Linked DNA regions of Homo sapiens: region 2 is linked to region 1. A link is a contact called in ENCODE Hi-C or POLR2A ChIA-PET data. All regions are on one chromosome and are shown on one strand. The core of a region is the stretch at or near the end of the contact, and the rest is flanking DNA. Distances in the headings are between cores, read along the strand shown.

Region 1 (2,592 bases), core at 55-2,554:
ATATAAAATTTAATCTCACCGAATGTACAGTTTTCAAATTTCACGTGTATATTAAGGAACTGATGCATCTGAGCATTCTGAAAGAAAGAAAAAGAAGCTACTTTAGCTGCCACCCCATTCTAGAAAAGTCTCTTATTTTCAAGCTGTTCTAAATAGCTTCGTCTCAGTTTCCCCAAAAGGGGTACCCAGGCCCCTCCTCTGTGTGCCCCAGCTGCATCAGCCAGCTTCTAGGTGGCTCCATTGTTTTCTGCCACCTGACAACATTTTTCCTCAATTACTGTACAACTACTGTATAAAATAAAACAACTACTGTATAAAATAAACTCTCTCTTTTCCCTGGACCCTCCTACTGTATTCTTTCCTCTGTGGCACCCATACCAGCCTGCCAGTCGGAGAGCAAGCTAGCTACAGTGCCTGGTGCAGAAATGGCAATTAGACCCAAGACTCCACTATAATTAACAAGGTATTTGGGGGAAGATCCCCTTGTAAGGGCTGTGTGCTCTTCTCGCATGATTTTATCTAATATTTTGCTATTTTTTTGTACTCATTTCAACCGGACCCAAAAAGGAAAAAACCTGAACTGAGTATTTTTAAAATAAATAACTCAAAGCAGGGGATGAATGAACTGGCCAAATCCCCCTTGCCTCTGCTGCTTCAAGTCCTGTTCATGTTCTTTACCATCTCCCCAAAGACTTTTTGGGTTCTATCATCTATGACCTATGTGTTAAGCATATTCCCCATTCAAAAGTCAGATAGAATAACATTTCCAAAAGGAAAAAAGGCAGGAAGGGAGTGGAGAAGGGCAGTGTGCTGGTTTGGAGGCAACCTCAAAGGTTAGAAGTATAATAAGGCTAGGCATGGTGGCTCACACCTGTAATCCCAGCACTTTCAGAGGCCGAGGCAGGAGGAGCACCTGAGCCCAGGAGTTTGAGACCAGCCTGGTCAACACAGCAAGACCCCATCTCTACAAACTATATTAAAATTAGCCAGGTGTTGTGGTGTGCACCTGTAGTCCCAGCTATTAGGAGGCTGAGGTGGGTGGATTGCTTGAGCCCAGGAGGTCAAGGCTGCAGTGAGCCATGATCACACCACTGCACTCCAGCCTGGGCAACAAAGCGAGACCCTCAAAAAGTATAAAATGCAGTATCCCCTAGGGACTTCTAGCCCCACGTGCACACTTTCCAAAGGGGATGACCTCAGAGGAGGGGCGTAGTTTCCTCACTTACGTCAAACAAACGGGAAGAAGAAGTTAAAGGGCAGCCTGGCATTGATGGCTGGTGGAGCTCTGAAGCCTGCCTCTGCAGGTGCAGACACATCCACAAAAGTAACCGCAGTGGAAATAAGAATCGTCCTTTCATTTCCTGAGTTGGCCTGTAATAAACAGAGAGATGCAAGGCCCACCCTCCAGTGTGCTCCCAGAATGACAACAATGAGACACTTTTCATTCTCTTCCTCACCCAACTACTGTCAGTTCATGAATCTGATAGGTCCTGGAGCACTAATTGGCCATTAACTTGGATGAGAGAAACAATTTTACCAGGGTGTCTGATTAACACGTGAATATCATAATTTTCATGAGAATTTTAAAGATCCAATCTGAACCAGAATGCTAATGTAAGTAGAACCATCGTCAGTGTTTCTAAGAATGACTGCTGAAATATTTTATGAACCCCCATGGTTTAAATTATAATCTTTTTCACAAAGTAATACCTGTCACCTACCACACTTGAGTTGTGTCTAGACTTCTGTCTTAACCTATGCCTTTAAACTAGGTTAGGCCTACCTCAGGAAAGGAGGATGAAATTAGATTTGCAGTTACATTGACTATTTTGGCCTGTGGATTCAGCAGGGATCCGTATTTAGTCCACTTCACTTCTATAACCAAAGCCCCTGGGAGCTGGCAGGAATCCTGCAAAACAAAATGCTGTTAATCCATTAGAATCTTACAAAACTGCAAGTCAGACTTAATCTGCAGTTCAGAGTTTTAATTATAAAAGGTTTCACATATTACAAAATGTTCTGAACAAGAAAATGAATAGACTCTACAAGTTCAGATAAAAACAGCTTAGAGAATATACGTGTTTTAAAGTAACTCAATGCCCCAAAAATATTTTTAACAGCTGAAGCGTAATTTTTCCATCTCCTCCTATTTCTAAAAATGCCGACATCACCTGAAACTGCGGTAGTGCCAATACCCAACTGTGGACCATTTAGGGCCATAACTGCTCTAACTTCATCTACCTGTTTATAGCGGCCTCACAGACTTCAGGAAAGAAACTGGTGGGAGGGATGGAGGGGGAGAAATAATTATTAGCAGACAAAACCTGATTGCATGTCATGTTAAAATGCTCTAAGGGGAAATTTAAGTGCTTTCTTTTCATTTACCTAATTTCATCAATTGGCAATTAAGATGTGACATCTAGGTAATCCAGGCAGTGTCCGTATGTTGTCAAAGACATCAACTCTTCAACTGCATCAGGAACACTGCTGGTGCCACGAAGGAGCTGAGCTGCCCCTTTGGTTGGCTGCTTTGGCAGCCAGCTCTAAGGCCTCTGACCCAAGGGAAAAAGGGGCCGTGGGCTTTCCAGGGCT
Region 2 (2,592 bases), core at 49-2,548, 95 kb after region 1:
CTGTCTCAAAAAAAATAGGTAAATAAAGAAAGGTGAGCTCAGTCTTGATAATGCATTCTCTTTGGTGCATTATATCTAAAATATTCTTTTTCTGTTTCATTTTTTGAGACCAGGTCTTGCTGATCCACCCACGCTGGAGTGCAGTGGCGTAATCATGGCTCACGGTAGCCCCAACCACTGGGGCTCAAGCAGTCCTCCCGCCTCAGCCTCCTGAGTAGCTGGGACTACAGGTGCACACCACTATGCCTGGCTAATTTTTTTATTTTTAGTAGAGTCAGGGACTCACTGTGTTGTCCAAGCAGGTCTTGAACTCCTGAGCCCAAGTGATTCTCCCACCTTGGCCTCCCAACGTGCTGGGATTATTGGCATGAGCCACCATGCCTGGCCCAAAATACAATTTCAGTATGTAAGTAATGAATATAAAAATTAGAGATTTTGGGGGCCGGGCGCAGTGGCTCATGCCTGTAATCCCAGAACTTTGGGAGGCCGAGGCTGGCAGATCATGAGGTCAGGAGATGAGACCATCCTGGCTAACACGGTGAACCCCTTCTCTACTAAAAATACAAAAAAGCCAGGCGTGATGGCACGCACCTGTAGTCTCAGCTACTCGGGAGGCTGAGGCAGGAGAATCCCTTGAACCCAGGAGGCGGAGAGGTTGCGGTGAGCCGAGATCACGCCACTGCTCCAGCCTGGTGACAGAGCGATGGAGTTTCACTCTTGTTGCCCAGGGTGGGATGCAATGGCGCGATCTCGGCTCACCGCAACCTCCACTTCCCAGGTTCAAGCAATTCTCCAGCCTCAGCCTCCTGAGTAGCTGGGATTTCAGTTGCCTGCCACCACACCCATCTAATTTTTTGTATTTTTAGTAGAAACGGGGTTTCACCATGTTGGTCAGGCTGGTCTCGATCTCCTGACCTCAGGTGATCTACCTGCCTCAGCCTCCCAAAGAGATTTTACTTTTTTTCATACTAAGTTTTCAAAATCCACTGTGTGTGGTTTTGTTTGTTTGTTTGTTTTTTTGAGACGGAGTCTCGCCCCATTGCCCAGGCTGGAGTGAAGTGGCACGATCTTGGCTCACTGCAAGCTCTGCCTCGCGGGTTCACACCAATCTCCTCCCTCAGCCTCCCAAGTAGCTGGGACTACAGGCGCCTGCCACCACGCCTGGCTAATTTTTTGTATTTTTAGTAGAGACGGGGTTTCACTGAGTTAGCCAGGACAGTCTCGATCTCCTGACCTCGTGATCCGCCCGCCTCGGCCTCCCAGAGTGCTGGGATTACAGGCGTGAGCCACCGCGCCCGGCCCACTGTATGTTTTATACTTAGAGCATGTCTCAAGTTGGGCTTCCCTCATTTCGGGTGCTCAGTAACCATGTAAGGAATGGCTGTTGTATTGTACAGTACCGCCCTCTACAGGGTAGAAGGAGAGGGGATGGGATATGTTCTCAGTTTTGTTCTTTATTTCCCAGCGATTGACCAATGTTTGGAGTTAAAAGGTTGCCGCTTTTGATGTTCTTTGTGATCTCCAGCTCTGACTGAATTGTATCGTCACTAGCATCAGCACTTTGCTTAAAAATCAATTTTCATTCTTATAAAAGACAAAGTATTAATGACACAAATATGTCTATACACAGATGCTAATCCTGCTGAAATTGAACTCTTGGCTGGTAGGCAATGCCACCCTGTGGTAGCTCAAAAGTTTATTCATCAATATATGAAAGGCCAAATTCTAAGTAGTGAATGTGGCTTAGGAGTGTTAGTGTAGAATACATTAAACGTGAGTGCTTTTTATTCTGAATTTTGGAGTGAATGTATGTAGTAGCATGTAGTGAAATTAACTGTTAGGAGAAAACAGAGGTAAGAATTCCTGAGAAGTTGGTAAGATTGTTCTTTTACTGTAATTTTTGTTTTTTCTTCAGGGGTTGCAGATGGTGTAGGAGGCTGGAGAGACTATGGAGTTGATCCATCTCAATTCTCAGGGACTTTAATGCGGACGTGTGAACGTTTAGTAAAAGAAGGACGGTTCGTACCTAGTAATCCCATTGGAATTCTCACCACAAGCTACTGTGAGTTGCTGCAAAATAAAGTCCCTTTGCTCGGTAAGTGGGTATCTTATGTGTTTTCCTCTAAAGAAGCCCCCTAGATAGTTAAAAACAAAACCAAGAAAATCATTTATCGGACCAGCTTTTTTCTGAGGCTCTTCCTACTAAGCAGAGTGTGATAGAGAAACTATAGGCTAACCGCTGGGCGCAGTGGCTCACGCCTGTAATCCCAGCACTTTGGGAGGCTGAGGTGGGCAGATCACCTGAGGTCGGGAATTCGAGACCAGCCTGACCAACATAGAGAAACCCCATCTCTACTAAAAATACAAAAATTAGCCAGGCATGGTGGCGCATGCCTGTAATCCCAGCTACTTGGGAGGCTGAGGCAGGAGAATCACTTGAACCCCGGGAGGTGGATGTTGCGGTGTGCCGAGATGGCGCCATTGCACCCCAGCCTGGGCCACAAGAGTGAAACTCCATCTCCAAAAAATAAAAGAGAAACTATAGGCTAACCAGAATACGTAGTACTGCTTGGAGGGAATGTGGATAGGTAC

The links. A loop is a pair of places that touch in the nucleus more often than their neighbours do. ChIA-PET counts read pairs that join two places held with the same protein, here RNA polymerase II (POLR2A). Pooled maps may share reads with other maps.
Region 2: a pooled map shows a loop between it and region 1 (2.1-fold over the local background). The contact joins two enhancer-like sites. A Hi-C loop is called at or near these places in 1 of 168 maps with a recorded cell type or tissue (B cell) and 1 of 50 pooled maps. POLR2A ChIA-PET finds 5 or more read pairs at or near these places in 4 of 52 experiments (Caco-2, MCF 10A, activated B cell and 1 more).

What each region holds. Positions count from the first base shown.
Region 1 is chr12:110,646,528-110,649,119 of GRCh38, reverse strand. TCTN1 (tectonic family member 1) reads right to left here. Exons shown (of 15, transcript NM_001082538.3): 13 at 1,784-1,924; 14 at 1,227-1,371; 15 at 1-77. The coding sequence ends at 1,228. HVCN1 (hydrogen voltage gated channel 1) reads left to right here. Exons shown (of 8, transcript NM_032369.4): 8 at 1-434. Among named protein-coding and RNA genes, the nearest start is that of TCTN1, 34 kb to the right of the region's middle. RefSeq lists an enhancer at 1,057-1,116. Within about 2 kb of position 1,304, at least 4 of the 41 ENCODE cell types and tissues checked have a DNase peak (open chromatin) inside an H3K27ac peak, as active enhancers do.
Region 2 is chr12:110,551,292-110,553,883 of GRCh38, reverse strand. It overlaps PPTC7 (protein phosphatase targeting COQ7), which reads left to right. Exons shown (of 6, transcript NM_139283.2): 2 at 1,916-2,095. Among named protein-coding and RNA genes, the nearest start is that of PPTC7, 31 kb to the left of the region's middle. Within about 2 kb of position 1,298, at least 2 of the 41 ENCODE cell types and tissues checked have a DNase peak (open chromatin) inside an H3K27ac peak, as active enhancers do.